Regions from separate parts of the Mus musculus genome. Here region 1 is linked to region 2. Evidence: chromatin loops called from intact Hi-C (ENCODE). Cell type or tissue: left cerebral cortex. All regions are shown on one strand. Links, peaks and the distances in the headings refer to the core of each region. The heading gives the core; the rest is flanking DNA. Region 1 overlaps Ipo7 (importin 7). Region 2 overlaps Tmem41b (transmembrane protein 41B).

What was found. A loop is a pair of places that touch in the nucleus more often than their neighbours do. Peaks named below come from ENCODE experiments on the same cell type or tissue, not always from the same donor. Only the 100,000 strongest peaks of a DNase experiment are listed, where the experiment ranks them.
Region 1: a loop joins it to region 2, with 2.3 times the contacts of the local background. A loop is called at or near these places in 13 of 42 quality-filtered maps.

The regions. Positions count from the first base shown.
Region 1 is chr7:110,027,531-110,030,452 of GRCm38, forward strand. It overlaps Ipo7 (importin 7), which reads left to right. Exons shown (of 25, transcript NM_181517.5): 3 at 2,161-2,314. Among named protein-coding and RNA genes, the nearest start is that of Gm25636, 5.8 kb to the left of the region's middle. In left cerebral cortex, for the core only: no CTCF peak of the experiment used is centred there; a DNase peak (open chromatin) is centred at 1,489.
Region 2 is chr7:109,975,608-109,978,529 of GRCm38, forward strand. Tmem41b (transmembrane protein 41B) reads right to left here. Exons shown (of 7, transcript NM_153525.5): 6 at 988-1,126. Among named protein-coding and RNA genes, the nearest start is that of Tmem41b, 9.2 kb to the right of the region's middle. In left cerebral cortex, for the core only: a CTCF peak has its summit at 1,716; DNase peaks (open chromatin) are centred at 911 and 1,731; H3K27ac peaks cover 239 bases.

The DNA of each region.
Region 1 (2,922 bases), core at 261-2,760, 52 kb after region 2:
ACTTTTTTTTTTTCAAAAAGCTTTATGTGTATGGATGTTTTTACCTGGGTATGTATCTGCTGAGGCCAGTAAAGGGCACCACATCCTCTTGAACAGCAGTTAAGATGGTTCCGAGCTATCATGTGGATGCTGGGAATTGAACCAGTGCTCTCATCAAAAATTTTAGTTTTACTATTCTTACAGGGCCTATAACTCCAAAGGAAGCTTATGTACTCTTTAATTCCCAAATTTTAACTAGAATAAAAGTGTTTGACATGTAAGAAGATGGTTAGTTTTTTTTGTCTTGATTTTATACATTGGAAGATAAAATTATAATGGAGAATCATTTTAGTATTTGTAAAATGGAAGCTATTAAACTTGGAATTGGGACTTCAACGTACATCAGTTGTAGAGCACATTTTAGTGGTTTAAGTCCTGGTATTTTATCCCCATGATAAGTTCATTTGGGTTTTATAGTAGTATGTTTGGGGTATGCTGAATACTAATAAACTTGCACTGTGTAGTTTTCAGTTTATGTTTTGTCATAATGAAAAGCTAATACTACTAAGTCAATTAAGTATGCATTCAATTCTTGTGTTCATTATAATGAAAAAAATTATCTAGACATAGCACTGTCAGGTCCTAATTTTTGCTCTTGCTATGTTTTGAGCAAATACAATATTTTTGAAGATTTATTTATTTTATGTATATGAGTATACACTGTAGCTATGCAGATAGATGTGAGTTTGTTTGGTCTCCCCCGCCCCCCCAGACAGTATAGCCCTGGCTGTCCTGGAACTCACTTTGTAGACCAGGCTGGCCTCGAACTCAGAAATCCGCCTGTCTCTGCCTCCCAAGAGTTGTGAGCCTTCATCTGGTTGTTGGGGATTGAATTTAGGACTTCTGCTCGCTCCAGTCAACTGTGCTCACTCCGGCCCAAAGATTTATTTATTATTATAAATAAGTACACTGTAGCTGTCTTCAGACTCACCAAACAAGGGCTTCAGATCTCATTATGGGTGGTTGTGAGACACCATGTGGTTGCTGGGTTTTGAACTCTGAATCTATGGAAGAGCAGTCAGTGTTCTTACCCCTCAGAGCCATCTCATTAGCCCTTGGTAAAATAAATTAATTCTATAGTAGTGAAAATCTAGATGATGTCAGCCCCATGTCTTACTATAGATATAATTCCCTTTTTAAAATAACAGTGTTAAGATTAAGTATTAATTGCCGGGCAATGGTGGCTCGTACCTTTTATCCCAGCACTTGGGAGGCAGAGTGAGTGAGTTCCAGTACAGCCAGGGCTACACAGAGAAACCCTGTCTTGAAAAACAAACAAACAAAAAGATTAAGTATTAATTAAATTCTGAAGACACAGTTACCTTTGTTTAAGTGGGTATAAGACTTCAGGTAGAATTTACCAGTCATTCTAGTCTCCCACAGAATGTAGGAGTCAATTTCATGTCATACATTTGTGCTCCACATTCCCCAGATGGCTGAGTAAAAAGCCTTGTTAGTGACGTAGATCATACTTGCATCAACAGCTTGTTAACTGTTAGACAGCAATGTGCAAAGGTAGCAGTATGGTGGCTGGCAGATTGTAATCTATGATTTTTGAGTACAGCACATTTTCTCATAATATTTGAAGTTCTGTGTGATAGAAATACTGGATTTAGACACTGAGAACCCTTATATGTTTTATTTTATTTATTTTTTGGTTTTTTGAGACAGGGTTTCTCTGTATAGCTCTGGCTGTCCTGGAACTCACTCTGTAGACCAGGCTGGCCTCGAACTCAGAAATCCGCCTGCCTCTACCTCCCAAGTTCTGGGATTAAAGGCGTGCACCCGGCTATGTTTTATTTTTCTATAATTTTTGTTAATAGATAAATGAATTTTATCATGTTCAAATGATGAGGTATAGGATCTGAATTTATATGATTTAATCCTTATGGGTTTTATTTAGAAAATTTTGGTATGCAGAGTTCATTTGCTGGGTTCTCTTGGGCTGTATGTTTAATAATTTTGTGGGTAAATGCCTTCTACTGAATTTTAATTATTGACTTGAAAGAATTAGGTATTAGTTTACTTACTAAGAATCTCCTCCTAATGTTGATATTCCCCCAAAGATACTGTATTCTGTTTTTATAGTAAACATTACTTTGTGGATGGTCTATGTTTTAGGTGTTATTTATTTAAAAAATATGATAACACAATATTGGCCTGATCGGGAAGCCACACCAGGGGACATCGCTCCATATACTATTCCAGAAGAAGACCGGCATTGTATTCGAGAAAATATTGTAGAAGCCATTATCCACTCACCTGAGCTTATCAGGTATGTTTATTGAAATTTACTGATTATTACAGGTGTATATTTTGTGCTTGCTAAAATTTTCTTTTTTCAGAACATACCATTTTTTAAATTTTATTTTTGGTTTCTCTGTGTAGCCCTGGCTGTCCTGGAACTCATTCTGTAGACCAGGATGACAGGCTGACCTTGAACTCAGAAATCTGCCTGTCTCTGCCTCCCAAGTCCTGGGATTAAAGGCGTGCGCCACCTAATTTTAGAGGTGCCAAGTGTGCCGACTAATTTTTTTTTAATTTGGAGATAGTCTTACTTTGTAGAACAGCCTGGCCTTGAGCTCAGCCACCTACCTCTGTCTACTGAGTGCAAGGATTAAAGGCATTCAACCTGCTATTTTTATAACAAAACTGTAGCACATGTTGTAAAATATACGTAAGATTCTTTGTATTGCCATTGTACTTCATGTTTACAAAGCTAAAACGAAATTTTTATATAAAAGTTGTGCAGCATAGTGTGATTGGGTGAAAGGATAACAAGATGGTAGAGCTGGAATGGAGCCTGGCTGTGATCCAGAACTTCAGAGGCCGATTATTCCTGCACAGGGAAAGAAAAATTGCTGGATGCTATTTAACAATTTG
Region 2 (2,922 bases), core at 257-2,756:
AACAAACCCTCACAAACATTAAACTTTAGTAAATATTCAATATATAAAAAAACCTGCAAGCTGAATCCAAGCAATTTAAAATGAAAAGAAAAACACCAGTCTTCTTAAAGAAAGGCAAAATTTACAAAATTAATTTGAAAAATTTTTTGTGGTTCTGGGTATCAAGCCCAGAGCTTTGTACATGGTAAGTAGGCAAGCACTCAACCCCTTAAATTATGTTATATCCACTTATTAATTTCAAATCTAGTATCAATTTCTTGATGTGTGTTGATCTTGTTTCCCCTAATAAATTGGACTTAATATGTGATTAGAACTCAAAGAAGTTCAAAACCAAAAACTAAATGTTTTCTTCTGTTCAGAGAGATAGATCGTGGAGTTAACAAGTCCTGCATGGGGACACAGTAAAGTCTGCAGCAGAGAAGTATTTTGTAAGTGATCTTTGGTCAGTTACTTGTCATCACTAGCCAATCCCCTTAAAGACCAGAGGACTGCTGGAGCTTGGCCTGGGATGCTCACCAGGGTGCTAGCATGCAGTCCAGGTGCGTGAGAAGAGCTTTCAGCCAACAAAGCTCATGGCCTTGAGATCCTGTCATCTCTGATCTAACTGGCTCACATTGTCAAAGGAAGAAAGGGCTGCTGGGCCAGAGTTGGGGTGGGAAAATATTCTCCTTGGGCTAAGAATACGGGGGGTGATGCAGGCTGCTTGACATGCAAGTCCCCACTTACCACCCACACCCACGTGAACACTAGTATTAAACAAACAAAGATGAGGGGGTTCTGCTTAATCTCACATTATTAAAATAATTTCTAGTACAGAGTGCTCATTCTTTGGAGAGGTAACATATTACAACACACTGAACAAGCTATGTATCTAGGCCAGGCTTTGTGCCCAAGAGTTATATATGGTACTGGTGATTTTGCAAACAGCAGGCAATCTAGGCCAGCTGGACAGTTGGCCATGCACACAACGAGAGTAAGAGGTCTTACCTAGAAAAGTGCCAATAAAAAACACTTTCAATGGTACATTTATCACAGGAGATGTAATATTAATAAACCAATTAGGAAGAAACGGTGTGATCCTCAAAAATATAATGTAGTTAATAAGATGTTCTCTGTGACGCTCTACCTGTTATAAGCAAAAAAGCCAGTATTAGTTAAGACCAATCTTCAAAATAAGTTGTTTAATATAAAATACCTTAAATTCTTGCCCCAGACACATCACAATTTACCCAAGGAGAAACAATGTGTTTTCTGGGGATGTAGCTCGATGGTAAAGCTTTTGCTTACCACATAAGACCAAAGATTAGGGGCTGGGGAGATGGCGAGGCTAAATACTGATTACTTGTATTTCTGCATAACTAGCAAAACCACTTTTACAAAACAGCCATTCCAAAGGCAAACTGTATGTAAATCTAATGCTACGCAGGTAACAGAAAGGGCAGAGATTGAAAGTCTAAACTAAAAGTCTAGCCAGAGATCTCAGACGTTTTACAACTAGCTGATCACAAACTCAAGTGGAATATAAAACATTCTTCTCTAAAACAAGGAGGCATGATCTCTGTATTTCCTGAGATGTAATTATTTCTTCTGGTCTTTATAAAATTAGAACTCTCCCCATTATGATTTAAAAGTAAAATGAAGGGGCTGGCGAGATGGCTCAGTGGGTAAGAGCACTGACTGCTCTTCCGAAGGTCCTAAGTTCAAATACCAGCAGCAACCACATGGTGGCTCACAACCACCCGTAATGAGATCTGACACCCTTTTCTGGTGCATCTGAGGACAGCTACAATGTACTTCTGTGTAATAATAAATCTTTAAAAAAAAAAAAAAAGAAAGAAAGAAAAGTAAAATGCTGCTGGGCGTGGTGGTGCACGCCTTTAATCCCAGCACTCAGTAGGCAGAGGCAGGCAGAGTCCTAAGTTGGAGACAGGAGGAGCTTAAATTCAAGTTCAGCAGAGGCTACATGACACCCTGTCTCAAAAAAGTAAAATCAGAGGCTGAAGAAATGGCTCAGCATTTAAGAACAGTGACTGCTCTTCCAGAAGTCCTGAGTTCAATTCTGAGCAGCCACATGGTGGCTCACAACCATCTGTAATGGGATCCAATGCCCTCTTCAGGTGTGTCAAGACAGAGACAGTATACTCATATACATACACTTTAAAAAAAAATCCAACTAGGATAATCATTTCAAAAAAATTTTAAAATCAGTGGGGTTAGAGCAAGAGCTTGGTTGTCAAGAACGCCTGATGCTCTTCCAGGGAACCTGCTCTCACATTCCAGCACCCACAGGAGGCTCACAGCCACCCGTGATGAGATCCGATGCCCTCTTCTGCTGTGTATGACTGAAGACAGTGACAGTGTACTCTATAAATAAATCTTTAAAAAAAAGGAACTGGGGAGAGGAAAATCAGATTTGGGTTGAATTGTACACACTGTCAAGAGAAGACAGGCCGGGCGGTGGTGGCGCACGCCTTTAATCCCAGCACTTGGGAGGCAGAGGCAGGCGGATTTCTGAGTTCAAGGCCAGCCTGGTCTACAAAGTGAGTTCCAGGACAGCCAGGGCTACACAGAGAAACCCTGTCTCGAAAAAAAGAGAGAAGACAGTAATAAATTAATCAATGCCTAGTGCTTAGGTTGCTCATTCAGCTCAGGACCAGTCCCTGAAATGATGCTGACCACTTTCAGGGTGCGTCTTCCCATCTCAATTAACCCAACTAAGAAAAGCCCACGATCAACCCAATGTAGACTACTTCTCACTGAGTATCTCAGGTTATTCTACTCTGTGTACTCTGTCGAGTCATCGATTAAAACTAACCATCACATGTTTTAAAATAAACTCTTGTTGGAGTGGTGGCTCAAACCTTTATATCTTCACTCTAGAGGAAGAGCCAGGCTAGCCTGATCTACAAACAGTTCTAGGCC